2 separate regions of the Homo sapiens genome follow, and region 2 is linked to region 1. A link is an interaction called in ENCODE POLR2A ChIA-PET data of the cell type or tissue named here. Cell type or tissue: A673. All regions are shown on one strand. Links, peaks and the distances in the headings refer to the core of each region. The heading gives the core; the rest is flanking DNA.

The links. Peaks named below come from ENCODE experiments on the same cell type or tissue, not always from the same donor. Only the 100,000 strongest peaks of a DNase experiment are listed, where the experiment ranks them.
Region 2: POLR2A ChIA-PET joins it to region 1 with 5 read pairs; 2 of 35 experiments call an interaction of 5 or more read pairs at or near these places.

Annotation. Positions count from the first base shown.
Region 1 is chr6:96,845,563-96,853,629 of GRCh38, forward strand. No RefSeq gene overlaps it. Among named protein-coding and RNA genes, the nearest start is that of GPR63, 12 kb to the left of the region's middle. In A673, for the core only: no CTCF peak of the experiment used is centred there; no DNase peak of the experiment used is centred there.
Region 2 is chr6:96,698,725-96,706,791 of GRCh38, forward strand. No RefSeq gene overlaps it. Among named protein-coding and RNA genes, the nearest start is that of GPR63, 130 kb to the right of the region's middle. In A673, for the core only: a CTCF peak has its summit at 3,604; DNase peaks (open chromatin) are centred at 3,597 and 4,117; H3K27ac peaks cover 2,120 bases.

The DNA.
Region 1 (8,067 bases), core at 1,672-5,671:
AAGGGGCTAAAGGCCCAAATAAAAAGTCACAGAGTGGCAAGTTAGATAAAGAAGCAAGACCTAACTACATGTGGTCTTCAAGAGACCTATCTCACATGCAGTGACACCCATAGACTCAAAGTAAAGGGTTGGAGAAAAATCTACCAAGCAAACAGAAAACAATAAAAGCAGGGTTTGCTATTCTAATTTTGGAAAAAACAGGCTTTAAATCAACACCAATCACAAAAGACCAAGAAGGGCATTACATAATGCTACAGTGTTCAATTCAACAAGAAAATGTGACTATCTGGTTGTTATAAATATATATGCACCCAACATAGGAGCATTCAGATGTATAAATCATGTTCTTAGAGATCTATGAAAAAACTTAGATAACTACACAATAATAGTGGGAGACTTCAACACCCCACTGACAGCATTAGATCATCAAGGTAGAAAATTAACAAAGATATTTAGGACTTGAACTTGACACTGGACCAAATAAACCTAACAGACATCTACAGAACTATCCACCCAAAAAACAACAGACTATATCTTCTACTCATGTGCACATGGCACATACTCAAATCAACCACACAATTAGCCCATAAAACAAGTCTTGACAATTTCAAAAAAACCAAAATCATACCAACCACTCTCTTGGACCACAGCACTATAAAAACAGAATCAATACTAAGAAAATAACTCAAAACCATACAATTGCATTGAAATTAAACAACTTGCTCCTGAATTACTTTTGGGTAAACAAGAAAATTAAAGCAGAAATCAATAAGTTCTTTGAAACTAATAAAAACAAATACCAGAATCTCAGGGACACGACTAAAGCAGTGTTAACAGAAAAGTCTGTAGTACTAAAGGCCCACATTAAAAACATGGAAAAATCTCAAATTAACAATCTAACATCCCACCTAAAGGAACTAGAAAAACAAGAGCAAACCAACCCCAAAGCTAGCAGAAGACAAGACATAACCAAAAACAGAGCTACACTGAATGAAATATAGAGATGTGAAAAACATTCAAAAGATCAATGAAAGTAGAAATTTGTTCTTGGAAAGAATACATAAGATTGATAGACTGCTAGCTAGACCAGTAAAGAAAAAAGAAGATCCAAACAAACATAATGAGAAATGACAAGGGGGACATTACCACTGACCCCACAGAAATACAGAAAGTTCTCAAAGGCTGTTACAAACACTTCTATGTGAAAAAAAAAAAAAGAAACTTAAAAAACCTACAAGAAATCGATAAATTTCTGGAAAGATATACCGCCCAAGATTTTACCAGGAAGAAACTGAAACCCTGAACAGACCAATAACAAGATCTGACAAGAACTTGTATTTCTGGTTGGTAGTAATAAAAAGCCTACCCTACCAACCAGAAAAAGCCCAGGACCAGGGAGATTCACAGCCAAATTCTACCAGCTATATGAAGAAGAGCTGGTACAATTCCTACTGAAACTATTCCAAAACATTGAGGAAGAGGGACTCCTCTCTTATGCATTCTATGAAGCCAACATCATCCCAATACCAAAACCTGGTAGAAACACACACACAAAGAAGAAAATTTCGGGTCAATGTTCTTGATGAACATAGATGCAAAAATCCTCAACAAAATACTAGCAAACCAAATCTAACACCACAACAAAAAGTTAATCCACCACAATCCAGTAGGTTTTATCCCTGGTATGCAAGGTTGGTTCAACATATGCAAATCAATAAATGTGATTTATCACGTAAAGAAAACTAAAAACAAAAACTACATGATCATCTCAACAGATGCAGAAAAATGTTTCCATAAAATTCAACATTCCTTCACGTTAAAAACCCTCAACAAGCTAGGCATTGAAGGAACATACCTCAAAACAATAATAACTGTCTATGACAAACCCACACCCAGCATCATACTGAATGGGCAAAAGCTGGAAGCATTCCCCTTGAGAACTGGAACAAGACAAGGATGCCCACTCTCACCATTCCTATTCAACAGAGTACTTGAAGTCCTAGCCAGAGCAGTCAGGCAACAGAAAGAAGTAAAAGGTATCTAAATAGGAAGAAAAGAAGTCTCCATTTGCAAATGGATATGACTGTATATCTAGAAAACCTCACATGGTCTCTGCCCAAAATCTGCTAGATCTCATAAACAACTTCAGCAGTTTCAGGATGCAAAATCAATATACAAAAATCAGTAGCATTTCTATACACCAACAATGCCCAAGCTGATAGCCAAATCAAGAATGCAATCCCATTCACACGAGCCACAAAAAGAATAAAACACCTAGGAATACAGCTAACCAGGGAAGTGAAAGATATCTACAATGAGAATTACAAACCACTGCTGAAAGAAATCAAATGGAAAAACATACCATGCTCATGGATAGGAAAAGTCAATATTGTAAAAATGGCCATACTTCTCAAAGCAATTTATGCTATTTCTATCAAACTACCAATAACATTTTGCACAGAATTAGAAAAAAATTATTCTAAAATTCATATGGAACCAAAAAAGGGCCTGAATAGCCAAAGCAATCCTCAGCAAAAGGAACAAAGCTGGAGGCATCACATTACATGACTTTATACTACAAGGCTACAGTAACCAAAACAGCATGGTACTGGTAGAAAAATAGATACATAGACCAATAAAACAGAATAGAGAGGCCAGAAATAATGCCACACACCTAAGACATCTAATCTTTGACAAAGCTGACAAAAACAAACAATTAGCAAAAAAAAGGAAAGCCCTCATTCAGTAAATGGTGCTGGGATAACTAGCTAACCACATGCAAAAGATTGACACTGGACCCCTTCCTTACACTATATACAAACACCAACTCAAGATGGCTTAAAGATTTACATGTAAAACCTAAAACTACAAAAACCCTAGAAGATAGCCTAGGAAATACCATTCTTGACATAGGTCTTGGCAAACATTTCATGTCAAAGACGCCAAATGCAATTGCAACAAAAGTGAAAACTGACAAATGGGACCTAATTAAAGTGCTTCTGCACAGCAAAAGAAACTATCAACATAGTAAATAGACAACCTATAGAATGGGAGAAAATATTTTCAAACTATGCATCCCACAAAGGTCTAATATCCAGAATCTATAAGAAACTTAAAGTAACAAGCAAAAAAACAAACAACCCCATTAAAATGTGGGCAAAGGACATGAACAGATATGAACACCTTTCAAAAGAAGACATGCATGACGCCAAGAAGCATATGAAAAAAGGTGGCTGGGCGTGGTGGCTCATGCCTATAATGCTAGCACTTTGGTAGGCTGAGGCGGATGGATCGCTTGAGCTCAGAAGTTTATGACCAGCCTGAGCAACATGATGAAACTCCATCTCTACAAAAAAATACAAAAATTAGCTGGGGGCCGGGCGCAGTGACTCACGCCTGTAATTCTAACACTTTGGGAGGCCGAGGCGGGTATATTGCCTGAACTCAGGGATTCGAGACCAGCCTGGGTAACACGGTGAAACCCCGTCTCTACTAAAAATACAAAAAATTAGCCGGGCGTGGCGGCATGCGCCTGTAATCCCAGCTACACGGGAGGCTGACGCAGGAGAATTGCTAGAACCCAGGAGGCGGAAGTTGCAGTGAGCCGAGATCATGCCACTGCACTCCAGCCTGGAGTGAGATTCGGTGTCAAAAAAAAAAAAAAAAAAAAAAAAGTGAGCTGGGCATGGTGGTGAGTGCCTGTAAGTCCTAGCTACTCTGGAGGCTGAAGTGGAATGATCAGCTGAGCCCAGGAAGCAGAGGTTGCAGTGAGCCAAAATCATGCCACTGCACTGTAGCCTGTGTGGCAGAGCTAGTTCCTGTATCAAAAATATATAAATAAATAGAAGAAAAAGAAAACATGCTCGACATCACTAATTATTAGAGAAATACAAATCAAACTACAATGAGGTACCATCTTATACCAGTCAGAATGGCTATTATTAAAAAGCCAGAAAATAACAGATCCTAGTGAGGCTGCAGGGAAGAGGGAATGCTTATACACTGCTGGTGGGAATGTAAATTAGTTCAGCCACTGTGGAAAGCAGTTTGGTTATTCCTCAAAGAACTTAAAACAGAGAAATCTCATTATTGAATATATACCCAAAGAAATAAAATCATTCTACCATAAAGACACATGCACGTGTATGTTCATCACAGCACTATTCATCATAGCAAAGACATGGAATCAATCTAAATGCCCATCAACAATAGACTGAATATAGAAAAGGTGGTGTATATAAACCATGGAATACTACTCAGCCATGAAAAAGAATGAGATCATGTTCTTTGCAGCAACCATGGATGAAGCTGGAGGCCATTATCCTAAGCAAACGAACATGGGAACAGAAAATCAAATACCACATTGTTTTCACTTTTAAGTGGGAGCTAAACATTGAGTATACATGGGCACAAAGTAGGGAACAATAGCCACTGGGGCCTACTTCAGGGTGGAGGTTGAGAGGAGGGTGAGGATCAGAAAACTACCTGTCAGGAATCATGCTTATCACCTGCATGATGAAATAATCTGCACACCAAACCCCTGTGACATGCAATTAACATATGTAACAAACCTGCATGTGTACCCCTGAATCTAAAATAAAAGGTTTTTTTTTTTTTTCCACAGATCAAAACTAAAAGCTCTTCTTAGGTTTTTCTCTGGATACATTATACGTATCTTTTCTTTTTGAACTAGAGCCTTATAGCTTTGCAAAGTAACTTTAAAGCCAGATCTACTCCCTTTCATCTACACCAACCTCTCTATTATCAACAAGCAGAATCTTGGTGAGGTAAGTTTTAGAATTAAACAGTAATTTTTCTTTTTAAAATTAAGTCATAAATTATTAACATTAAAGGAGTAGATCTCCAAACACAGAGAGGAAGGACAATGTGAAATACTCATAGATGAGAACAATATTATCATTGTTTAGAATTTCAAAGTTATTGCACATCTGTCTTAGTCACTAAAGACACTTCTGCACCAATCCTTCAGTCATATATTCAGGGCTAAGCACCACTGGAATTCAGCAGTCAAAACTCCTGCCTTCAGGAGCTTACTTTCAGATGAGACACAAAATAAATAAGTAAAATATATGGCACATTGGGGGATGAAAATTACTATGAAGAAAAAGAAAGTAGGGAAAAGACAGCAAGAATTTTGGAGGAGAATTTAACAATAAAATCACCAGAGTGGGCCGGGTGCGGTGGCTTACGCCTCTAAATCCCAGCACTTTGGGAGGCCGAGACGGGTGGATCACGAGGTTACGAGATCGAGACCATCCTGGCTAACACGGTGAAACCCCATCTCTACTAAAAAAAAAATACAAAAAATTAGCCGGGCGTGGTGGCGGGCGCCTGTAGTCCCAGCTACTGGGAAGGCTGAGGCAGGAGAATGGCGTGAACCCGGGAGGCGGAGCTTGCAGTGAGCCGAGATGACGCCACGGCACTCCAGCCTGGGCGACAGAGCGAAACTCCGTATCAAAAAAAAAAAAAAAAAAAAAAATCACTAGAGTGCTCAGGGAAATGCATTTCTGGGGAAAAGTGTTCCAAGCAGGAGGAACAGCAAAGACAAAGCCTCTGGGCTGCTAGCCTGGAATAAAGAACAGCAGAGGCCGGGTGGCTCACGCCTGTAATCCCAGCACTTTGGGAGGCCGAGGCGGGCGGATCACGAGGTCAGGAGATCGAGACCATCCCGGCTAAAAACGGTGAAACCCCGTCTCTACTAAAAATACAAAAAATTAGCCGGGCATCGTGGCGGGCGCCTGTAGTCCCAGCTACTTGGGAGGCTGAGGCAGGAGAATGGCGTGAACCCGGGAGGCGGAGCTTGCAGTGAGCCGAGATCCCGCCACTGCACTCCAGCCTGGGCGACAGAGTGAGACTCCGTCTCAAAAAAAAAAAAAAAGAACAGCAGAGAGACCTGTGTGGCTGGAGAAAGGGGAAGAGGAGTAGATGAGGGCAATGTTTCTTAAAGTGAGTTCCAATGGAACCTTATTCCTGTTCTCACTTTGGGAAATGATGTACTCTGTTGCCCTTGGAGAATTACAATATCATTCACACATTAAATGCTCTAAAAAATCCTGCCGAAGGCAACCCATTTCATGTTGATATCCCAACATTTCTCAGTTTTTCTGGACCACAAATCTCTTATGCAGAGATCACCTGTTTTTTGGAATACACAGTTTGAGAAAGATGCTTCTGGTTTATGAAATCTTAGAAAGGAGATCAAGTGTCTTACTCTTCTTTGTATCTGGTTAAAAATATTCTCAGTAAATATTTGTGGAATGGATCAACCTCATTAAGCCACATTTATCTAATGCACACTGTCCTTGTACCTTAAAGGAAGAAGTCAACCCGATTATTTCTAGTAGGTCGTGTTCCTGTGGGCAGTGGGTTCACTTTCAGCCTTCTGTGTAAACCTAGACATTCTCCTCTGCTCACGTCTCTGTCCTCTCCTGGGTAAGTTAGGAAGCCCGGCAGCCTAAATATACTGAGTTCAAGTACTTAGCAGATTCTTCTCTTGCTTAGCCAATTCTATTTTTACTGCAGTCTTGCCCTGAAGTACAATACTGCTCCCAGTTATTAATAAATGAATCTAGTCATCATTTCCTGATTGGTTTAGTCCCTGTATATACCGCTCTATGAGCAAGGGAACCCCAAAGGTGAAAGGGATAAGTAGCGGAACTTGGGGAAACTTCGCGCAAACAACAGTCATCCCTCATTCATTTAAAACATGCGTAACAGTTAACTTACTTACACAAGATATCTACATTTTAAATATTACTAATTTATAATAAAACAAACAGTGTTTTCAAATAGCCTATGGAGTATACATACTGTTTTTATTTCTAAAGATACTACCATAGCATTTGTTCCTGAATATTTAAGAAATTCATAAAATAACAGATAATAAGTCCTGAAGAATGATCTCTTGTTAAAATAGTGCTGTGGCTTGGATATCCTTTGTCCCCACCAAAACTCATGTTGAGGTTTGACCCCCCAGTGTAGGGAGGTGGGACCTAATGGGAGGTGCTTGAGTCATGGGGGCAGATCTTTTATAAATGGTTTGATGCCATTCTCTCTCTGGCAATACTGGATTAGTTCTCACAGCAATAAATGACTATGTTGAAAGCAGGTTGTTATAAAGCCAGGGCACACCTCAGGTTTTGCCTCTTCACATGTGTCTGCTTTCTTTTTAACTTTTGCTGTGTCATGATGCAGCACAGAAGCCCTCACCAGAGGCTTAGTAGATGCTGGCACCATGCGCCTTGAACTTGCCAGCCTGCGGAACTGTGAGCTAAATAAACCTCTTTTCTTTACAAACTACCTAGTGTCAGTATTCTGTTGTAGCGACAAAGAACTAAGACAGACAGCCATTAACTCCATGAACATTCTTAAAGCATCTAGGGCTAGACCATGGCTCCTTAACTAACAACTGGTTAATTATTTACTAAGACTATACTATTGTCAACTACCAAGGGAATCCATGTTCCCACAGGGAACTGCACTCTTCAGCTGGTGTCATATATACATAGCTTATAAGAAAAGCATCAATTAGTACAAACTTCAGTAGAAAATATCATAGATATTTCTGAGTGTACAGATATTTCCTGAGTGTACAGCATCCACCCCCTCCCCCCTTCTATGCAGTTTTGCTTTCTGCAGTTTCTGTTACCTGCGGTCAACTGTGGTTTGAAAATATTAAATGGAGAATTCTAGAAATAAACAATTTATGAGTCTTAAGTTGCAAGCTGTTCTAAGTAGTATGATGAAATCTTGCACCATCTGCTCCATCCCACCCAGGATGTGAATAATTTCTTTGTCCAGTGTATCCACACTGTCTATACTATCTGCCCACTAGTCACTTAGAAGCCATATTGGTTATTAGATCGACTGTGGTGGTATTGCAGTGCTTGTGTTCAAGTAATCCTTATTTTACTTAATAACAATTGTCCCAAATGGGCAAGAGGAGTGATGCTGGTATATTTTTGCAATTATTATTAGTTACTGTTGTTAACCTCTTACTGTGCCTAAATTAAACTTTATCACAGGTATGTATGTATAGGAAAAAAC
Region 2 (8,067 bases), core at 2,002-6,001, 150 kb before region 1:
ATTCTCTCTCTGCAATGATTTGTCTGTAAACAACCTATGTGGCAATCCATTAGTGTACCAGTGGGACTGTTGAAGATGCCTGGTTTCTTATAATTACTTCTTTGGTCATCATAAGGCAGTAAAAATTACTACCTGTAGGAAGCTGCATTACATTAAGTCTAAAGGATAAGTAGGCATTTGTCCAGGGGTGATGTGTATTTGTTTGGTTGATTTTTTATTCATCCATTAGAATTTTCTTTCCTAGAAAATTACTTCTTCAGTACCTGTTAAGGGAATCCTGATAATATTCTGATAATATGAGAGTTTCACTGGCCTGCTTAATGAAGCAATAGAGCACTGCTAGGTTGCTCATGAAACTTGTCAGTTAAACCCTGGGGTGAGTGTTCAAGCTGCTGTTCGGGTATAACCTACTTCCTTTGTCATTAACCTGCCCCAACAGCTCCATCCTGCACAGCTCGCTGTTCTCCAGTTGCAGTCACTCAACATGATGTCCTGGAAGAAGATCTAATCAATTTTTAAATCAACATTACATCTAAAGATGGTTCATATGTGAACTGTTTTTAAGTTGCAGAACTTCTGTCTTCAATGATCCCTCTCACTCTCCAAAATTCCCCCTTTATTTGTTTGTTTCTTTGTTTATTGAGACAGGGTCTCCCTCTGTTGTCCAAGATGGAGTGCACTGGCACAATCATAGATTATAACTCTTTGCAGCCTCGAACTCCTGGACTCCAGCAATTCTCCCACCTTAACCTCTTGAGCAGCTAGGACTACAGACACACACCACAATGACCAGCTAATTTTTTGTAGAGATGAAGTCTCACTCTGTCTCCCAGGTGGTCTCAAACTCCTAGTCTCAAGTGAGCCTCCTGCCTTGGCCTTCCAACGTGCTGGGATCACAGGTGTGAGCCACTGTGCCCAGCCCTTAATTATTTTCAAAAGATTCTGTAGAAGGTCTTAGGTAAGGGCAGAGCCACGTCCTTTCACCTAATGTATGTCACCCGTGTTTTTCACACCTCTGCTCCTCTGCCTTCCTCATCTGAACACCATTTTGTCCATGAGTCTCTTGGTTCTACTGTACTGGAAGTTGCTCAGCAGGCACTGCCACTGCCCAGACCCTGGAGGGCCTGATGGTGTCCAGCTTCAAAGGCACCTGGGAGGCCCTGGGAGAATAGTCTGTCTGCCCAGTCTAGTTTATAATCTGCTGATGCTAAAAACAAATACTTCCTTGGTTTTACATTTAGCCCCCTGCTGGCTATAGAATTCAGATAATTCTGGGAAGTAGACTCTACTGCGCTCAGAGTCCTGCCCCCCATCTGAATTCCAAGGCTTCTTACTGGGCTGACCTCACTGATTGCCTTTCTTCTCACACATTGAATCTCCTCCATGTTAAACCCACCAGTTTTTAGACATGCATAGATGTGTTTGAAACTTAGTCTTGGAAATTGCTTGAGCTCAAGCTGGGAATCTTCCTACTTCATGAACAGAAACTGAAAATACCATCAGATGTCAATTTAGCCTCTTCACTCAAAACAGCTAGTTTTGAGGAGGCCAGGAGCCCTCCTAAGGACCTTCAACTCGGTATGGTACTGTTCAGACTCCCCACTCCACAACCTCTCTACTGAGGTAGGTCAGAAGTCTAACATGAGTCTCACTTGGCTAAAGATTTGTCAGTGACTGCATTCCTTTTTGGAAGGTCTAGAAGAAAATAGGTCCCCTTCCCTTTTCCAGCTTCTAGAGCCTGTCCACATTCCTTGGCTTGTGGCCATCTTTCTCCATCTTCAAAACTGGGAATATGAAACACCTTTCTCATTTTTCTTACATGGTCACATCTCCCTCTGACCCAGCCAGGAATGTTTCTTCATTTTTAAGGACTTATATTTAAATTGGACCCACATGAATAACACAGGATACTCTACTCTTCTCATCTTAAGATATTTGTTCTTAATTAAAAATCCAAATTCTCTTTTGTCATGTAAGTTGACAAAATCACAGGCTCTGGGGATTAGGATGTGGATTTTTTTCAGGAGATGGAGAGATGTAATTCTGGCTACTACACCAAGTCTTCAGGAGAAAGTTCCCAGAGTAGCCTTCTCTTAATAACGAAGCCAGTATTTGCTTGAACTCTATCTATGTGCCTGGAACTGTGTTAAATGTCCTACCTACATCAACTAATTCAAGCCTCAGATATGAAGTTGATAACAATATGTCATAGAAAGTAAGCTGGTAGTTTCAGAAATTGCCCTAAGTCATGCAGTTAAAGCCAAGAGTTGGACCCCGGTCAAGCTGTTGCCATAGCATTGTGACTCCTCAACTGTGCTAAAATTGACTGCATAACATATCCCTAACTTGAGCAGAAAAAGTAGGCACTTGCATTTCTATTCATGCAGTATGATGTTAATTTTATGTGTCAACTTGACTGGCCCACAAGATGCCCAGATGTCTGGTTAAACATTATTTCTGGGTGTTCGAGAATGCATTCCCAGAAGGGATTAGTATTTGAATTGGTGAAGTGAGTAAAACATGTGGCTTTCCTCAATGTGGATAGGCATTAACCAATCCACTGAGGGCCTGAATAGGACAAAAAAACAACAGACAAAGGTTGAAGTTATTCTCAGCCTGACTGCTCAAGCTAGGACATCAATCTTCCCCTGCCATCCATGTTCCTGGTTCTCAAGCCTTTAGACACAGACTGGAATCTACATCATTGGTTCTCTGGCTCTCAGGCCTTCGTACACCACTGCTTTCCTAAATCTCCAGCTTGCAGACAGCAGATCGTGGGACTTCTCAACCTCCATAATCACATGAGCCAATAACTTATAATAAATATCTCTCTTGATAGACGTATATATCTATACAGATATATATATAGATAGATAGATAGATCCTATTGGCTCTGCTTCTCTGGAGAACCCCGAGTAGATTTTAGTACTAAGAATGATTCCAGAGAAAGAGAATTTTAAGAATGAGCTGCCTAAATTGGTTTTGGGTTTGGCTCTCTAATATGATTAGATTTAAAGACACTAATGACTCTATTTCCAATAGTAAAGAGTGCACTCATAGTCCATGGCATGAATTATAATAGAGACATAAAAAATATATGCATTGGATACCCAAAAAACTACTTATAAGAGATATAAGAGACAAGAAACTGGGTATGGTACTTTTGAACATTTTTAGAAAATAAACAAATATAATGACCTTGTTTGGTTGCTCCTAAGGTCACTAGACAAAGTGATGAAAGGATGGGATGAGCTCAGGGATTCAATTTCCCAGTTGAAGTGCTGTATGAATGACCTAAAGGCTTCTATGGGTGACCTGGAGGAAAGCCTTATCTTCTGTAGCTGCAGGGTTGAGATTGCTGAAAGTCAAATGCAAAATCTCATCCAGTGACTGCCTGAATTTCAATGTAAGTTGAACTCCCAACCTCACAGGCTGTCTACTGTTAAAGTGAAAGCACTGATTGGGAAAAGTATGGGATTCTATAAGTATGGATGGAGACATGAAGGAAGAACCCAGTAAAGCTTGGGACATTGAGCTCCTAAATTCTGATGAGTCTTCTTTGCCAGAGAAAGTAGTCTCCCCACCCCTAGTGGTATCTCCTGTATAAGCAGATTGGATTAACTGTACATTTCCTGAGAAAACAGTATGACTTCCCCTGAGGCAGTTGCCATGTAAGACAATGCTGATTCCCCTCAAGACCCATCCACATCACTTTTATTTGCTTCTGGACCTACAACTAGACTCAAATGCCAGCAGGTCTCTAAAGATGAGATACAAAGTATGACCCATAAGAAAGCACAGTAGACTTCAAAATAACTATTTGATTTTTCTAATATTTACAGACAGAAATTAGAGGAACATGTGTGAGAATGGATATTAACAGTGTGGAATTATGGTTGAAGGAAGATAAAGTTGGATTAGGCTGAATTTATTGATATGAGCACACTATACAGACGTTCTACATATAATATTGCAGCACAGAAAGTTAAAAAGGGGCTCTAACAGTTTGGTCAGTTGGTTGTATAAAACATGGAACGAAAGATGACTGATTTGGAAATGCCAGACATGTAATGCAGAGGAAGGGATTAAAAGCTTAGAGAGATTGGAATGTTAGAGTGAATTTGTCATTAAAGACTTACGCACCCACACTAGGAGAATCCAGAAGACATACTTTTCACCACAACTGTGAGAAATAAATTTGTGAGAGGAGTCCAACATCCTTGAAGAGCCCTGTGATCGCTCTTCTCTGTAGGCCAGACTTTACAGTGGGGACTGTAGCCACTGGATTGGGAAACCTAAGTGCTATGGGAGTAATTAGATCCTGGGGTTGCAGGGGCCAAGTGGCAGCACTCAATCACCAAAGGCAAGATGGACATGGTTACATGTCCAGGTAATGGACAACAGAGTCAAGGCAACAATCAGGATAGTCTATACATGCAGACCTATGACATTGGCAGGTTTATCACAGACTTCCTAGAAATGAAATAGACAGAAACTCTAGTGAATTATTACTTGATGTGAAAAAAATTCTAACCTGAATTACAGAAACAGAGCCACAGCTCCTCAATCAATTCCCAGGGTTGAGCCAGTTTACAAACCCAGGGCCTCCTAGAAAGAAGGGGAGTCTGAGTCCCCTTGAAGAAGCATCCAGGTCACTACCAAAAATTTATACTATTAATCTTTCTCTCAGACTTCCACAAAGGAACCACTGACCTTTAACCAGGGTAACTGTAAATTGAGGAAAAGGAAATAATCAGAGCTTTGGAAAATTACTTGATACTGGCTCTGAACTGACACTAATTCCAGGAGACCCAAAATATGGCTCACCAGTCACAGTAGGGGCTTATGGAGGTCAGGTAGGTGATCAATGGAGTTTTCACTCAGGTTAATCTCACAGTGGGCCTATTGGGTCCCTGAATCCACCCTGTGGTTATTTCCTCAATTCCGGAATGCATAATTGGAATAGATATACTCAGCAACTAACAGAATCTTCACATTTGTTCCCTGACCTGTAGAGTGAGAACTACTATAGTGGAAAAGGCCAAGTGAAAGCCAGTAGAACTGCCTCTACCCAGAAAAATAGCCAAAAACAATACTGCATTCTTGGAGGGATTTCAGAAATTAGTGCTACCATCAAGGACTTGAAGGATGCAGGGGTGGTGATTCCCTCTGCATCCCCAATTCAATGTGTATATTTGGCCCATGCAGGATCTTGGAGGATGACAGTGGATTATTGTAAGCTTAACAAAGTGTTGACTTCAATTGTAGTTTTGTACCACATTGCAGATGTGGTTTCATTACTTGAACAAATTGACTCATCCCCTCGTACCTGGTATGTAGCTATTGATATGGAAAATCACTTTTTCTCCATATCTGTCCATAAGGCCCACCAAAATTATTGGTTTGAGCTTACAAGGCCAGCAGTACACTTCACCATCCTCCCTCAGCCCTTTTCAGCCCTATGCCATAATTTAGTTTGCAAGGATCTTTATTGCCTTTCCCTTCCACAATATATCACACTCATCCATTACATTGATGACATTATGTTGATGGACATAGTGAGTGAGAAGTAGTAACTGCTCTAGACTTATTGATCCGTTATTCATGTGCCAGAAGGTGTAAAATAAATCTAACAAAACTTCAGGGCATTTTACCTCAGGGAAATTTTTAGGGGTCCAGTAGTATGGGGCATGTCAAGGTATCTCTTCTAAGGTAGAGGATAAATTATTAAATCTGGCTCCTCCTATAACCGAAAACAAAAACAAAAACAAAAAAGAGTCACAATGCCTAGCGGGCTTCTTTGGATTTTGGAGGCAATGTGTTCCTTATTTGAGTGTGTTACTAGGGCTACTTACCGAGTACTGACCTGAAAAGCTACTCATTTAAAGTGGTGCCCAAAACAAAAGAAGGCTCTGCAGCAGGTCCAGGCTGCTGTACAAGCTGCCCTGCCACTTGATCCAGCAGATCCAATGGTACTTGAGCTGTCAGTGGCAAACAGGGATTCTGTTTGGAGCTTTTAGCAGCCCCTGTAGATGAATCACAGTACTGGCTGTTAGGATTTTGGAGTGAAGATTGCCATCTTCTGCAGATAACTACTCTCTTTTGAGAAACAACAGGTGGCCTGCTACCAGGCCTTAGTAGAGACTGAATGCTTAACCATAAGCCATGAAATTACCATGTGACCTGAGCTGTCTATCATGAACTGAGTGTTATCTGACTCATCAAGCCATAACGTCAGCATGCACAGCAACACCCCATCATCAAATGGAAGTGGTATACATGTCATCGAGTCTGAGCAGGCCCTAAAAGCACAAGTAAGTTACAAGATGTGACCCAAATCCTCCAGGTTTGGTAGCCCATCCTCTCTGGTTAGTACCTCTCTTCTGGACCCACATAGGGTGCCTCTACTCTAGTGCCTCTACTCTAGTGTCACTCAGAAGAATTTTAACAGTTCTTTCACACCAAGGACATAGGGCCTTAACTGTGACTTATTTCAGGTACCAAAGGATTGTTTGATCATTGTAAAGAAAGATTTTCATTTTCACTGAGGGCAATCTTTGTTGAAGGGAAGAAAATAAGCACTTTTGCTTTCCCCATGTGATATGGTTTGGCTCTGTGTCCCCACCCAAATCTCATCTCAGACTGTAATCCCCATGTGTCAAGGGAGGGAACTGTTGGGAGGTGATTGGATTATGGGGGCAGTTTCCTCCATGCTGTCCTCATGATAGAGAGGGAGTTCTCATGACATCTGATGGTTTTAAAAATAGCAGTTTCCCCTGTGCTCATTCTCTCCTGCTGCTATGTAAGGCATGCCCTATATCCCCTTTGCCTTTTGCCATGACTATAAGTTTCCTGAGGTCTCCTCAGCCATGTGGAACTGTGAGTCAATTAAACCTCTTTCCTTTATAAATTACCCAGTCCCAGATATTTCTTTTTTTTTTTCTTTTCTTTTTTTTTTTTGAGAGAGTCTTGCTCTGGTGCTAGGCTAGAGTGCAGTGGTGTGATCTCAGCTCACCACAACCTCCTCCTCCTGGGTTCAAGCAATTCTCCTGCCTCAGCCTCCCGAGTAGCTGGGACTACAGACGCGCACCACCACGCCCGACTAATTTTTTTATATTTTAGTAGAGACAGGGTTTCACCATGTTGGCCAGGATGGTCTCGATCTCCTGACCTCGTGATCCACCCACCTCAGGCGTGAGCCACCGCACCCAGCCCCAGGTATTTCTTTATAGCAGTGTGAGAACGGACTAATACACCGTGGTATACCACACAATCACTCATTTGAAAGATGTTTACATTCCTCTCTTTGTTGTATTCTGTAGTGTCCTACAATATAATATTCTTATACAAGTGTGCTACTTAAGACCAGCCCTCTGTTGAAATTAGTGAATGGGTAAAGATTAGTAAGAGGCTAAGGGATAAGATCCAGGCAGCTGGTAGCAGCTGGGATGTTGTAATTTAACACAACTCACCGGCTTTCTTGCTATGGAGAAGATGCAGTAGTCAGAACATTGCAGGTGCCTATTGAATATTAAATAATCGTAATTTGTGATTTTTAAAAATTTGGTTGTAACAGACTATAGTTGAATATGAAATATCCTGTAGAAGGACAATGAAGATCATTAATGTTAGGAAAGATATATGCTTTGTAACTAAACTACCAAAATAAGAATAATTACCTCTTACAAAAAGAGTAATGTAAATAAATTTATGGAAGCCAGAAAAATATATTCTTTTTTTCTATTATACCATTTTATAACTTCCCAAAGACCTGATTAATATTCCATAATTAAAAGTGAAAGAAACATAAAAAATGATTTTTTTAAATACCATGGGCTTTTTGAATGCATTAAAGCAATTAAGCGTATTTAAAGTAAATAGAGCTAAAGAATAAAATTAGTGAGTTTGGGGTCAAGAAATGAAGGAATTGGATCACTTAGATACTGATGACAATGAGTCTTGTCAACTTGCAACACAGACAGTTATTATTAATATCATTACACTTGATCTTGCCAAAAAAACCAAGAAGCAATTGTTAATATCATTAAATATGAAAAGTACTGTTAT